Linked DNA regions of Homo sapiens: region 2 is linked to region 1. A link is a loop called in an ENCODE intact Hi-C map of the cell type or tissue named here. Cell type or tissue: heart right ventricle. All regions are shown on one strand.

Region 1 (8,000 bases):
GTTTTCTTCACTCAAATAAAAGCAATGACCTGAGCTAACGTAACTCTACTAGGGAGAACGTCTGCTGACCTCTAAGATTTCCATCAAAATCATAGTTTGCCAAGGTGTAAGCTGACTGCATCCTTTATAGGCATGTGGCTCTGCCAGCTGGCAAGCCCTGGCCCCACTCTCCCCAGGCAACCAGCCAACAACCCAGCACTTGAAGCAAGATTCATGCCCACTGCAACATTTATTTTGCTTTATTTTTTGAGGTGTTAGCCACATTCTGTTAAGTGGGACCTTTGCAAAGTTTTTCAGGCATTTGGAAGTGCTCATTTTTCCATCAATTTCTAGTGAAAATGTATAGTTCTGTCACGTGTTTTCAGCAAGAGATCTGTAAAAAGACTGAAGTCTTTTTTTTTTTTCTTTACCTAACTCAATGTAGCAGAAATGAGGAAGGGGGATTGTCAGTCATTTCTAAGAACGACAATTTTCACTGCTTGACAATCTGAAATAGAAAATTCTAGCTATCTGATGATATGCCTTATGTACAGCTCACCCCCCAAATACAATGATAAGTGTTGAACAGCAGAGTTGAGGGCCCTTTGCTTAGGCATGATAATTTAGGGAAATAATTAGCTCATCAGAATTGGCTGGGTGCCCTGTTTTCATATTATACAGACAGAGTCACTGAACCACAACTCTGCTGCTTAGAAACAGGCACTAAAAGAAAGGGGGTGGGGGAAGTATGAATAGCCAGTTACCTGCATTCAATCATGAAGTGTACTTTACACTCAAGGATAAACTGATACATGTTAAATTATGCCTGAAGAAATGTCTGGAACAGCACTCAGGAGACCTGTTGGCTGGACTCTGCTCCTCCTCAGCCAGGTGACCTTAAACAAGATCCTAAGACTCTAAAAGGAGAGTCTGAACAGACAACTTCTAGGTTCTAAAGCTCTATGTTTTGGGGGCTTGATTGAAGAGCCACATTAATTACTTTTATTAATAGGTTCAAGTGTACCCTATTTTTTAAACATCCTTCTTCCAAACTATAAACTTACCGTTCATTAAGCACTTACTATCAGTTAGGTAATATACTGGGTTCAGCAGAGTATACCATCTGTCTCATTTTAAGCAGTTCACATTCTCCACATACCCACCAGATAAGGTAACAGAGACCTGGAGTAATGTGGAATCTGGAAAACTAGACGTGGCCCTTTCCAGATCCTTTGTTCTAAGAATGACTCCATGATATCTGGTTGGAGACTGCAAGCTGGGTTTCATGGAGAAACTGGCATTTGAAGAGAATCTTGAATGAATGGCAAGATTTCCAGAGATAGAGATGAAATGGAGGAAATTCTAGGCAGAGAACAGAATAAACACAGAAAGTTTAGGCAACATTTAAAGGATTCCCAAACGAAAACACCTAGAGACAACAAATCTAATCTGTTTGCCATTTAAGTTAGGGTATTAGTTTATCTGTTCCACAAATAGTCATTCAACACATACTCTGTATAACACACCATTCTTGGTGATAGAGGACATCCAAAGATGATGCTGGACATTCTAATATATGTTTAAACTAGGCATTTCATTTTGTTTTTGTTTTCTTTATTTTTTTGGGGACAGAATCCAGCTCTGTCACCCAGGCTGGAGTGCAGTGGCGCAATCTAGGCTTACTGCAGTCTTAACCTCCTGGGCTCAAGTGATCCTCCCACCCCAGCCTCCCAAGTAGCTGGGACTATAGGCATGCACCACCATGCCCAGCTAATTTTTGTATTCTTTTTGGTAGAGATGTGGTCTCGCCATGTTGCCCAAGCAGGTCTCGAACTCCTGGGCTCAAGCAACCCACCCACCTCAGCCTCCCAAAGTGTTAGGATTACAGGCATGAGCCACAACACCTGGTGGCATTTTAAATAATAAAAGAAATATATGCATATTTGTATAAAATATAGAAGAGGACAGATAACTAAATTTAAAATGACCTACCTTGTGTAAGCTTATAGATTTTGAAGGTAATGCCTCATCCAGCACACAGAATCAAATATATAAATTTGGATGGACACAGAAGCAATAACTAATTAGCTCAAAGCAACATTTAAATTGATCTTTCCAGTGAAAAGGCATTAGCAAAAGTAATCTAAAGAACACCTGTTTAGATGCACTAGCATCGACAATTAGGTTCTTCAGGGAACGAGGAGTTTCCAGCAGCCTTCACTCCAATAGTAGGCAATAGAGCTCAGCATTTTTATCACTGTAACCAAGAACATTTAAGGAGGCCAGAGGAAAATACTCAATCCACCTCTTAATTTCTAAGAGGAGGCAACTTCCTTAAGTCAGTCACTTAATTAGCATGGGCTGGGGCCAGGGGTAGGGATGCTCTGCAGGATTCGCTGCTTGACATTCTTCCCCTTTAAGAAATCTGGGCTCTAAACTTTTCAGTAAAAGAAAAAAAATTCAGTCCCAACAATGTAACCCAAGAAGGAGAAGGTGGTGAATCTGATTGGTGCAGAGGTAGAAGTGGCAAGTGTGGTGCCCCCATATGGTCTCTAATCTAGAGTAGCTAGTGCTGCCCATGCCGGGTCAGTCTGAAGCCACAAAGGCTGGCACTGCACAACTACAGGGAGCATCATTCACAGAGACCAAGGTGGGAATGTCAAGTGGGAAGCTTGGCTTCACTCCTTGCTGCCGCCTCTCTAGATGCCACCCTAATAATAATAATAGCAGCTAACATTTATTGAGCACTGACTAGATGCCATGTATTTTATGTGCGACATCTCATTGAGTCCTTGCAGCCACTCCACGACCTAGGTAACATTAATATCCCCATTTTATAGACAGTAGGGTGATCACACAATAAATTCGTTATCCCAAACAGGGCACCTTTTACATTTAAAAAAATTTTTTTTAGTAGAGATGAGGTCTCACTGAGTTGCGCAGGCTGGTCTCAAACTCCTGGATTCAAGTGATCCTCCCACCCTGGCCTCCCAAAGTGCTGGGATTATGGGTGTGAGTCACCACGCCCAGCCTCAAATAAGGCACTTTTGAGAGAGGAGGTGCTATTACTAATGACACTCGAACAACAGGTGTAAACCAGGTCTGACTCAGGCAAGGCAGAGCATGTAGTCACCCTCCACATAAGGGCCTTCAGGTGCAGGGCGCTGGCTTGCACAAGAACAAGGACGTGGCTGAGCCGGGATTCTTTGCAGTGTCAGCCACAGCGTGTTTCCACTGGGCAGCTTTATATCTTCGTCCTGGGCCTTTTGGAGTATCCATGGTTTTTTTTTTTTTTTTTTTTTCTGTAAAATGTGGTAATGAAATCTACTTCATATAGTTATGTAAGATTCAATCAGAGCAAAATACCTAAACTACAGGGAGGAGCCCAAAGCAGTAGTCACTCAATAAACCCCACTTCCTTTCCTCTAGCTCGCCTCTGTGTGTCCTCTGCAAATCCCTTCACTTCTCTGGCCTTTCATTGCCTCCCTCATGCAAGAACGGAGTTGGATTAAGGGGAAAACCTCCTCTCAACGCTGGCATTCTTTCTCCTCTGGTTCTTCTGGAGCCCATCTTTGTTCACTCATGTGCAGCAGGAGGAAGAGCCCTCTCCTCTGCTTTTAGTTCAGAGAAATGGCTTCTTTATTCATGCTCCTTTCACTTTCAGTACTTTCTCTGAGAGGTTGAAATGGTGGATGTGGGAGGCTGTTCTCCCCTCCTATTGTTTCCCTTCCTTTGCCATCGGCTTGTGCTGGAGCTCCTCCTGTGGGTCTCTCCTCAGTGTGGGGGCAGAAATACCAGAGAGTGAGCTGCTGTGCTGTGCTGGGCAAGGAACCCTTTTGGATTTGGGTTGATGGAATTTTTTTTCCCTGCAACTTCATACCTATCACTTTATCCTTTCTTGAAATCACAAAATGTCTGTACATAAAACAAACACACAAAAAAGCCATAAACTGCATTCAGAGGTCACACCATCATGCCAATGTAAGGACCATTTTTCCTAAGAACAAACATTCGAATTGAATTGAGAATCAACACCTTAATGAGTCAAAGGCAGTAGGAAGTGAGAAAAGCACACAAGGCTTATGGAATGAGATGGTTCCTGGAGACTGACAGAAATCCTCAGGGCAATGTGGCCTCCAGAACAGGCAAGGGTACCAGCATGCATTTTTCTTCCCTCTCCTTCTTTTCTTCCCTCCCTTCTATCTTAATTCTTTTCTTTGAGACACGGTCTCACTCTGTCACCCAGGCTGGAGTGCAGTGGCACAATGACAGCTCACTACAGCCTCAACCTCCTGGGCTCAAGGGATCATCTAGGACTACAGATATGCACTACCATGCCTAGGAAATTTTTTAATGTTTTATAGCAGGCCAGGTGCAGTGGCTCACACCTGTGATCCCAGCACTTTGGGAGGCTAAGTCCAGAGGATTGCTTGAGTCCAGGAGTTCAAGACCAGCCTGGGCAATATAGGGACACCCTGTCCCTAAAGAAAAATAAAAAAAAATAGCTGGGCGTGGTGGTGCACACCCATAGTCGTAGCTCCTTGGGAGACTGAGGTGGGAGGCTTGCTTGATCCTGGGAAGTTGAGGCTGCAGTGAGCTGTGACTGTGTTGCTGCACTCTAGCCTGGGTGACAGAGCCAGACCCTGTCTCAAAAATAAATAAATAAAAATAAAATTCTTTGTAGAGATGGAGTCTTGCTACATTGCCCAGGCTGGTCTCAAACTCCTGGCCTCAAATGATCCTCCCACCACGGCTTCCAAAGTGCTGGGGTAACAGGTGTTAGCCACCTCACCCAGCCCCTTCCTCATTTCAAAGCACCTACTTTGTTGCATTTCAGGAACTACTCTAGGCTCTGAGGGTTGGAATAAATAAAAAATAGTCATGCTCCCTGCCTTCACAGAGTTTTCACTGTAGCAGTGAGAGCGGTGTTGATCTAGTAACCACACAAATGTGTTAGATGGTGACCCTGAGGAACGCCATTGAAGGAGAAGTATGATTGGTGCCACAGCCTGCTTTGACCTAGTGAGGGAGGCTGGGCAAGATCTCCCTGAGGAAGTGATGAGGCTCGCACCGAGACGGGAAGGATGAGTCGGCGTTCCGGGCAGAGGAAGCAGCTTGTGTAAAGCCCTGAGGTGGAGGGAAGCTCCTCTAGTTTGAAGAACTGAAAGACAGCCAGGCATCTGGAGCTCTGAGAACAAAGGGGAGAGGGTGCAAGATGGGGCTGGAGAAGGAGGTAGGGCCCAGGCCACACCCAGTTTTGGAGGCCTTTTTACGGATTTAGGCTGTTCCTAAAAATCACGGGCAAATTTTGCAAGTGTTTTCAGCAGGAAGGTGTTATGATCAGAGTTTATTTGAAAGTGATAACTGCAGGAAAATGGATTCAATGGAGGCAAGAAAGGGAGCAAGGAAATAATAAGAAATAACAGTAGCTGGTGTGTACAGAGCATGCTACTTTGGGCCACGTACTGGTCTGTGACCTTTATACACATCGCCTCCTTCAGTCCTCACACAGCCCTGTGGGCCAGGGACTATCATCCCTCTCCTTTTAACAAAGAGGAGATTGAGACACAGAATCACTGGACCAGCGTTGGTTGGCTTGTAAGTGCTAGAACCAAGCTGAGACCCTGGTAGTCCCTGGCTAGAGCCTGAAGCTTAGTTACTACATCCCAGGGGCTCCTTCCTGCCCACAGGCTGGGCAGCAGACAGTAGGGGCTTGCATCAGGGTGGTGGCATGGACAGACCCATAATAATGGAAAGAACTGACAACACCCAGACCAGCAGTACGGGAGGGGAGAGTGAGAGCCAGGTAGGAGAGAGGGGAGGGAGAGCCAGGTAGCGGAGAGAGGAAGGAGAGCCAGGTGGGGGTGCAGCTCAGGGGCTGAAGCGTCTGGGAGGGGCTGGGTTTGAGGTGGCACACATATCCAAGAGCATGGAGGCTTCTGTACAGCCCTAGAGCTAAGGAAAAGAAAACAGATTTGATAATCCAGTGTGGGCACCCTTATTTTCTTTCTTTCTTTTACTAGGAATTCCAGGAGATCAGCTAAGAACTGCCTGCTTTGGTTCTCTTCTTTAAAAAACCAGACCTATGCCAGTTTTGTTCCTGCTTTATTTATTTGTTCAGCTTGATGTTTAATTTTTTTAGTTTCTAAAGGTTTTACTTTCACTGTGAGTGCACTGCTAAAAATTCTGTCTGAAGACTGCTTGGATTCACATGCTCATTGATTCTCCCTCCACCCATTTCAGAATTAACCTGAGCAAATAGCCATGTTTTCTAGTTCCCAAATTCCTCCACTTCTGCCAACTGACATTCTTAAATCTGACATTGGTCAGCCTTGACCCTTGGAATGTATGTATCATTTTATTTCAACAATGCACTTTAGATGTCTACATGTTAAAATTTCTTAAGCAATACAGGCTGTACTTTGTCAATAGCTGCTACAAAAATACATTTTAAAATACCCAGTTGCTACATTCTTGCCTAGAGATAATTTACTGGAAAACTTGCTGAAGAACAATCTTCTCATAGATTTCTATTAGTAATCTAATAGTTCAAACTACTGGACTACAAAGGCCTATTTGGCAAACCCATTCTCTGACACAATGACGTGGACATGCACACACACACAGTTTTTAAAGGGAAGATGAAGGCATGCATTATTGCAAACATGTTTTAAATTCTACAATATATCACCAGAGGGAGAACCCTAACAAGTTAGTCAGAATTAGAATTATAACTATGTAGAGTACCTTTGGCTGAGCTATTTTCCCTTGGTGATTCCACAAAGGCAGCAAGGCTCTGTGTATGTTTCTTTGTTAAAATACACTGTGAAATGGGGGTTGGTCGTGCATTCATCAGTTCATACAATGATTATTTGGCATTTACTATGTGCCAGAGTGGTGTATCAGGAGGGCTATGCTCCTTTTTTTTTTTTTTTCTAATACAGGTTCTATCTCTGCTGCCTAGGCTGGAGTATAGTGGCACAATCTGGGTTCATTGCAACCTCCACCTCCCAGGCTCAAGTGATCCTCCCACCTCAGCCTCCCAAGTAGCTGGGACTTCAGGTGCAGACCATCATGCTTGGCTAACTTTTTGCATTCTTTGTAGACACAGGTTTTCTCCATGTTCCCCAGACTGGTTTTGAATTCCTGAGCTCAAGTGATCTGCCCACCTCAGCCTCCCAAAGCGCTGGGGATTACAGGTGTGAGCCATAGCACCCAGCCATAAGCTCCATTTTAAACTTAATCTTGTGGAAGAATCAGAACTAAAGAAGCAATTCATTACAGGGCAATGATAGTTATGAAAGAGGAAGCACAAGATGCTATGGGAGAAACATCTAACCCAGGGTGAAGCTCATCAAACCAGGGTTTCTGGAGGAAGACAGATGAAAGCTGAGACATGAAAAATGAAGAAAACCTATCCAGGAGAAGAGAAAAGAAAAGAGCTTTCTAGGCAGAAGGATCATTGCATTCTGAGATTCAGAGTATGGAAGAATATAGAGTATTTAAAGAATGAAAGCAGTAAGGCTGGATCTTAGAATGCAAAAGATGGTTGGTGAATAAGATGAGGTCATGCAGGGTCTTGTAACCATGTTAAGGAACTTGGGATTTATCCTGAGGGTAGAGGAAGCCATTGAAAGGGTCAAAGCAAAGAGTGTAGAGAATTGATGGGGGAGGGGAAGGCTGGAGGCAGAGAGATCAGCTGTTGTAAAGACACAGAGAAACTGGTGGCAAGGACTAGGATAGTAGCTGAGAAGGCAGATTCAAATGACAATTGGAAGGCTGGCTATAGAGAGCAGGGGAAGGGGAAGATGAGAGAAAGACTCCCAACTCTTTGGCTTGGATGACAACACCATTCACTGAAAGAGAGAACACAGGTGCTGAGGCTGATGTGTCTATGGGGCGTCTAAAGCAGATGACCAGTGTAGAGTGAGTTAGTTGATGAATCTGCACTAAAAATATAGATGTGGTAACTGAAGCTAGTTAAAGGAGTGGAAGAGAGTGTTCAAGAAGAGGTGTCCAGT
Region 2 (8,000 bases), 540 kb before region 1:
CATCTCCCCAAACCACAGGTGCCCTGTGCTTGGCCCAATTTTTGGACAAGAGGAAACACTCCAGTCTTCCAGGAAGCTTCATTCTAAAATGCCTTGCATACCCAATCCCCAAAACCACTATCTTCTGCCTTTCAAAATCTGTTCAAGCATCTTCTACTTCTGAGACAATTCCCCAAAACAACCCTTTCCAAGTCTAGTCTAGGATTTGCAAATTAAAATGCCTATACAGGCCAGCAAGTACTTGAGTGAGGTGGGCCACGTGTAGGGTGAGAGGGAGTGCTGGGGACCATGGTTACCTGCTGAGCTGGTGTTCCATGTAAAGGGAGACAGTCCCTCCTCTGCTCCAGTGTGTTGTTAACATGTGAGGAAAGTAGGCATCATATTGTTAGATTTTCCAATTTTTTAAACAAAGCTAAAAACAAGAATTGTTACATGAAACATCTATATTTTAAAAACATGCTAGAGGAATAATTCTGCAATCTCCATCTGCCTGATGGTCAACTTCTGCTCTATTCTGTCAAGGCAGTTGCTTGACACTTGAGTTAGTGTATGGTGGGCATGCTTACATGCCTGAGTCCTGTGCGTGCCTGCAGCTGATGCCAGGATTTAGGCTCCCTGCCTTCTTTACAATCCCTCCAAACACCTCTTCTCCTTGTCAGGGCTGCTTCCCAGGAAGGCAGCAGCCAGCTGTGCTGTTGTGTGGACAGAGCCTTGCCTGTGAGGCGCAGAAGCACGGCACTTCACCAAAGCTCATAGATTTTGTTCATTCTGCCTCCATCCCTCCGTCAGTGTGAGAATTACAGACTCTCCATTTTCTCTGCTCTCCTTCTGCCTTAATGCCTTTGTTGAAAAGTATCCCCATCCTTTGTTCTAAATTCCAGTCTCTTTTGTGCTATGATGATAATGTTAACTCTGTAATTGTGCATAAGTCAGCAAACCAGAGTAATGCCTTATCCATTCAGCACTGTCAGGAAATGAGGTGTTCCACATAATTAAATTGTCCAGATAACTAGAGCTAACCAACATTTTAAAGATCAACATTTTTAAAAGAGTAAATGGAAACATCCCAAAGTTTATTATACACCCTCTTGCCTTCTTTATTTTAAAATTATTTTTTAGCATTTTTTTCCAGGATAGAAACAAAAGGGTAGAGAGTGATCATTAAGTCTTCTCTCTATCCCAGCACTATGGCCCTCACTTCCCCATCCCTAACAGAGGCTACTGGCGTCAACATTACCAGGCTACAGGCATATCCTTCCTGTGATAGTCTATATGTATACAAGCCCAAAGGTGACATGCCATGGTGCTCTACTACACCTTGTTTTTAAGGACTTATGTACTGATCATCATTTTTCATCAATACACAAAAAGCCGCCTCATTCTATATAAAGGCAACATCTGGTCCATTGTATGGATGCAGCATTATTTAATAAAGCAATCTCCTACTGATGGGCATCTAGTTATTTTCAATCTTTTGCTATTATAAAAAAATGCTACAGTTTTAATCTTTGTATTTACTCCATTTTGCACACATTCGAATATGTTTATAGGTTAAATTTCCAGAAGAGAATCGCTGTCTCCAAGAAGGGTTATGTGTCTTTGTCATTGTGATAACTATTATCACACCACCTTTCATAGTTTGCATCAATTTCTTTCTCTTGCTATCACTGTATGAGGGGACTTGTTTCCCCACACTGTCATCAATACAATATACAACCAAATTTTCTTTAAAATTGTTGTTAATCAGTGAGTAGAGGATACTAGTGCATTTAATTTTTTAAAATATATTTTTATTATGGAATGTGGCTTTTATAAACTGTCCTTCTCTGTGCTTCTAATATGCTTTGGTTTGAATTTTACTTTGTCTAACATGAGGATTGTAAAACTTGCTTGCTTGCTTTCTTGCCATTTTCATTTTTCTTGTAACTTTTTGTCCATCCTCCATTTTCTTTAGTGTGGTACATTTGTTACAATTGATAAACCAATGTTGATATGTTATTTTAACTACAGTAGGGTTCACTGTTGGTATTATACATTGTATGGGTTTGGACAAGTATAATAACGTGTTTCCACCATTATAGTAGCATACAGAATATCTTTGCTGCTCTGAAAGTCCCCTGTGTTCCACCTTTTCATTCCTCCTTTGCACTCTTCTCTAGAACCCCTGGCAGCCACTGATCTTTTTACTGTCTTCATTGTTTTGCCTTTTCCAAGATGTTGTATAGTTAGAATCATACAGTATAGAGCCTTTTCAAACTGGCTTCTTTCACTTAGTAATATACATTTAAGTTTCCTCCATGCCTTTACATGGCTTAACAGCTCATTTCTTTTTAGTGTTGAATAATATTCCACTGCCTGGATGTACCACAGTTGGTTTATCCATTAACCTTTTAAAGCACATCTTTGTTGCTTCCAATTTGGGGCAATTATGAATAAAGCTGTTATAAACATTCACGTGCAGTTTTTTATGTGGACATAAGTTTTCAACTCATTTGGATAAAACTCCAGGAGCATGTTTGCTGGATTGCATGGTAAGGCTGTGTTTAGCTTTGTGAGAAACTGCCAAACTGTTTTCCAAGGTGGCTATACCATTTCGAATTCCCAACAGCACTGAATGAGAGTTCCTGTTGCTTCACATTCTTGTCAGCGTTTAGTGCTGTCAACATTTTGGATTTTAGCCCTCCTGATAGATGTGCAGTGATATCTCATTGATATCGCTGCACATTTTAATTTACATTTTTCTAATGACACTGAGCACCTTTTCATATGCTTGCTTGCCATCTACTTTGGTGAGGTGTCTTCAGATCTTTTGCCTACCTTTTAATTATGTTGTTCATTTTCTCATTGTTTAGTTTTAAGAATTATTTGTATATTTTGAATACAAGTCCCTTATCTTGGTTTTGCAAATATTTTCTCCCAGTATGTAATTTGTCTTTATCTCATTACTTTTAATCTGCAGCTCTCTTAATATGAGTGAGGTTTATGAGCATCTTTTCAGATATTAAGGGCCATGTATATTTCTCTTTCTGTGCACTATGTATCCCTTGGTCTTTTCATACTAATGACTAGGTAAACCTAACAAAATTTAACCATTATTTGAGAATTGAGTCATTAATGTGAACATAGATTGCTACATTATACCACAATTGTCCAAACTGCTTTGCTCCTTTGAGATCTTGTATCTCTTTTTTCATAGTTCCCTTTTCTCTCCCCAGGGTTTAGGATATACACCATCCTTTCTTGGTTCTCTTAAGCGTTTGTCTTTCAAAGCCTCTGCCTTCTTCTTGTAATTTGATGCCTTTGATACTAAGGGTTTCTGATACTAAAACAGTAAAATTTGCTATAATAGACTGGAAATTTGACTGATTCATGAGTCAAATTCATAGACCACAGCACATATACTTTACACATCTATTTGGTCACTCAGGAGCCTTTATTTTCTGGTCCTTGACCTTCTTCAGAATATTCAGAGTGGTCTAGCCAATGAATTTTTACTTCTAGTATTCCTGCTAGAACATTTGAGGTTAATCATAGGCTGGAAGCCCTAGTTGTGAGTAGAGCCCAGGGCCGACATGTTACTGTAAATATAAACATAATTGCCTTAAATACAGGAAAATTTGCTCCCTCATTATGGAGTAGCAATATGAACTCTTATTTCTGGAAAACTTTAAACAAATGATTTTCCAATGGTATTTTCACGTGGAGTGCTTGCAATGCATGAGCTTTTCTGCGTGGCCTTGGAACTGCAGTTTCCCGTGTGTTACATGGGAAGGAACTCCGCTGCCCTGATAGCCCGGCTGCATCCCATAGATGGCAGTAAACACACTTTTTAGCACTTTCCTTCATCTTCATTGGAATCAGGCTCCTTCAGGGAAAGAAAATGAATGCAGAAACTGTGGAGTAATAATTAGCAAACAGACTCTAGTCATTTGAAAAATTGGCAAGAAGCCTTATTAAAGGAGGTAATAATAGTCATATTTTGCACTTCTAATAGGGCCTTTTATCTCTAGGCTTCCAAGAGCCTGTCTGAGTCATGTAAAGAAAAAAAAAATACCCTGAGCTGGGTCAGAAGTCAGGAAATGTTGGCTCTGTTTGACATTCTGTGCAGCTCTCTCATTTCAAAGTGAAGGTAGAGTGTCTCTGTCGAATTTAAATTCAAGGAATTTATGCAGGTTAGAAAAGAAAAGGCAAGCAAGGCACTGTGAGATAAACATACATTCCTAGGTTAACACAGAAAACATGCTTTTCTCAAAGTTGTTTTCCTGTGGAAATAACAATAGAGCTTTAAGTACTCTGCCTCCTATAAACACATGGACAACCTTATTATTCACCGTGCGCTAGACAAATTGAGAAAGCATTTTTATATCCTCTGTCGTGTATCAAGGCGTAATTATCAGCACATCCTTGTATTTATTCCTGTGAGGCTGGAATGCATACCGCTGCAGATAGATATCAGCCCTGCAAACTCGGTATCATTCATTCTTTATCTCTGGCGGTGGTGATAGCAGAAGAAAACGACTCCTAACACATATACACGGTAAATGCCTTAAATCTACAAGATATGGCTGTCCTCCTTGTCCTGCATGGAAACTGCGTCTTCAATTTCCCACAGAAACTCCAGATCTATTGAAATCTTGGAACATTAAAATTCTCCTTCATTGTTGCCAAGGTTTAGTAACTTGACAACCAGAAGACAGACACCCTGGCTGTTTGAGGGAACGTAGGCTTAAAAATAAGAACAGCTTTTCCTAGTGCATGAAAATTCACCTGGGGCTTCATAGGATGAATATTTTATAATAACTGCTCTCTTTTTGGCTGTGTGACTTTTACATTGGGTAAGTTAATTAACCTCTCTGAGCATCAATTTCCTCATTGTCATAATTCCTACCTCACAAAAGTTGGTTTAAGGATTAAATAAAATCATGAATGTGAAACCACTCAGCATAACACATTACTCAGTAGGTACACAATAACTATTAGTCATTAAAAAATGTAAACATATACATGCAAACATACATAGGAGAGACAGAGAGAGAAATCCAGATTTCTCCTGGGTTTCCTCAGAGATTTAGGTAAATTTGTTCAAAGCCCTAAATTCTGAAGCCCATCACTTATTTTTACATTTCCTGCAAATTCATAACCTTATTTTCTAATGATTTCTTCCAATTCTTCTAAATCTAAGAGTCTTAGGTTAATTTAGTGCCCAGCGAGCTAGTACATAGACCTCAAGTCCTTAACCATTTTCTGCACCTAAAAAAATCCCAACCTCTCACAAGAATATTGTGAATCTGGTAACTTGATTAGAGACTCACAATTGATGAGAGACCGGGTCTTGTCCCTCACTGACTTCCGTCATTTTGCCTCCCCGCCCCCGCGGCCAGACCCCGCTGTCTTCCAAAAGGGGAGGCTGGCAACATGCAACTCACGACCCAGGCAGCCCCATCCCTGGAAAGTGCAACCCAGTCTTTCCCCGTCCTGTTCAACTGCTTCTAGGGTGGAGAGCAGCTTGAACTAAGTGATTGGATTGTTCAGCCTCCCTGGAATTTTGGAAAATACAGTTGTCTCCCTCATTATGATTATTAATTCACTGAAAATCAGCATTCTCATGGAATGTACCATTTCCTTTATTCTATGGAACAATCTATTCTTGTTTATATGTGAACATACTGATAAACACAGTAATAACATTATCTATCTCATACTCTGAGAGGCATTTATACATAACAAGCCATTCTTTTAGGGATTACCTAGAGTGGTTGTTGTTTTTAATTTTAATCGGTTTGATAGTAGATGGTGGTGGTGATAGCAGAAGAAGACCACTTAATCGTATATAAAATTTTCTGTTCATTGCATTCCTCCTTGTCTGATTTTTCTTTTCTACCCAGAACACAAATTCATCTTTTCTTGGTGGTGCAGTCATTAGTATGTGTAATTGTAATGATGCTCTGCCCTGTGGGGGGTTGATTGGGATGTACAGGGCTATCTGCCCCTGCATCCAATGACCCCAGATCCTTGTGTGTTTAGAGTTACTGTCTGGTTGTTGTTTTTTTTTCTACTCTTTTGTTTTCTTGCCTCTTTTTGCTGTTGTCACTGTGTACTATCTCCAGTAGTAATCCTTTCCCCTGTAGTTTCCATTTGCAGTTTCCAGTCTGCTGATTGATGAAAACAAGGCAAATATTAACAGTGGTTTTAAAGTCAAAACCACTGGCATAGGCTATCTTGTATAAACTCTTCTATGAGCAAAGTGTGTGAACTTTGATACGCAGACTTTCTTCTATGTACTTTTAGCTGCTCAGTGGTCTTTTTGCTGAGCCTTGCTGGTTCTTGGCTATGTTTTAGAATATTTAAATTCTAGAAAAAAAATGATCTGAGAGAAGTGATATGTTGCCATATTATTTTCCCATTGGTCTCATTTTAAAACTCCAGATTAATGACATCCCAGGATAAGATCCTGTGAGTTTGCCTGAATTCTATTTACCAGGGAGAATTCTGCTCTCACTTGATTGGGGCCCTGGTCAAACTGGTTGCAAACAAATTCTGAAGGTCACCCTAGGACATACCATTCTAAGACTTAGGGAAGGTTACATTTATTGCAAATCTTAAAACAAACATTTTCTATAAAGGTAAAAATAATCACTTGACGAAAGGGAATTGTTTGTTTAATCAACAAGGGCAGATAATTTCAGGTGCTCAGTTATATTCCCATTTCCGTGCTGTCATAGTTCACTCTCAGAAAAAAAGCTACTTCATTTTCCTTTCTCCACTTACTTCCTCCTCCTGTCTATCTTTTTTCCCTCTCTCCCTTATTTCCTTTCTTTATATACAAATCAGTGATTCTCTTTTTCACTAATGGTGGGGGCAAAGGAGGGTACCAAACCAAAATGGTTTACGTTTCAGATGAGACAAACTATTATAAATGCAAATAGCAAGAAACTTTCTCTTTTCTAACTTTGAGAGTAGCTATGCTAATTTTTTTAAAACCTTATTATCTTTCAGGATTTTCCCAGTATGAATATGTTTCTCCTGAATTGTACATTATTCACGCTTGAAAATTAAGCCCTTCATATAGTTCAAGAAATAGTCATAAATCCACTCTCACAGTGTGTGAGATTCCAGAAACAAGGACGCCTACAAATGGATGCATCCATGATGATCATTCAGATTTTCTCTGCTTTTGAGCTCAGTGTAGGGGACATAGCCAGGTGAGGTGCCCTAAGTCCATGGCAGGTGTGTTTCATTCCTGAAAAGATCCTTCTTTGAAAGTCATACCTGTGTATGTCAACGCCTTTCTTTTCTTTTCTTTTTTCTTTTCTTTCTCCATCCATCCTTCCTTCCTTTCTTCCTTCCTTCTCACTCTCTCTCTCTCTTTCTTTCTTTTTTTTTTTTTACTTTTTGATGGAGTCTCACTCTGTTGCCCAGGCTGGAGTGCAGCGGCACAATCTTGGCTCACTGCAACCTCCACTTCCCGGGTTCAGGTGATTCTCCTGCCTCAGCCTCCCGAGTAGCTGGGATCACAGGTGACCCCCACCACATCTGGCTAATTTTTTGGTAGAGACAGGGTTTCACCATGTTGGCCAGGCTTCTTTCTGTTTTGTTTTGTTTTGTTTTTTGAGACGGAGTCTCACTCTGTCACCCAGGTTGCAGTGCAGTAGCTAAATCTCGGCTCACTGCAACCTCTGCCTCCCGGGCTCAAGCGATTCTCCTGCCTCAGCCTCCTGAGTAGCTGGGACTCCAGGCATGTGCCACCACGCCTGGGTAATTTTTGCAGTTTTAGGTGAGGTGGGGTTTTGCCACATTGGCCAGGTTAGTCTCGAACTCCTGACCTCAGGTGATCCGCCTGCCTTGGCCTCCCAGAGTGCTGGGATTACAGGCATGAGCCACTGCACCCACCCTAATGGTTTTCTTTTAAGCATAGTGATATTGCATAATAAGTAAAAACCAACTGCCTAAGTTAAAATTCCTTCCTAAAGCCAGTTACTTAGCCATTCTGTGCCTCAATT

The links. A loop is a pair of places that touch in the nucleus more often than their neighbours do. Peaks named below come from ENCODE experiments on the same cell type or tissue, not always from the same donor. Only the 100,000 strongest peaks of a DNase experiment are listed, where the experiment ranks them.
Region 2: it touches region 1 in a loop (2.7-fold over the local background); 2 of 110 quality-filtered maps call a loop at or near these places.

What each region holds. Positions count from the first base shown.
Region 1 is chr5:61,273,077-61,281,076 of GRCh38, reverse strand. No RefSeq gene overlaps it. Among named protein-coding and RNA genes, the nearest start is that of LINC02057, 12 kb to the right of the region's middle. In heart right ventricle, a CTCF peak has its summit at 3,736; DNase peaks (open chromatin) are centred at 168 and 5,056; H3K27ac peaks cover 1,705 bases.
Region 2 is chr5:61,813,735-61,821,734 of GRCh38, reverse strand. No RefSeq gene overlaps it. Among named protein-coding and RNA genes, the nearest start is that of LINC03123, 82 kb to the right of the region's middle. In heart right ventricle, CTCF peaks have their summits at 3,599 and 3,802; a DNase peak (open chromatin) is centred at 3,788; H3K27me3 peaks cover 2,628 bases.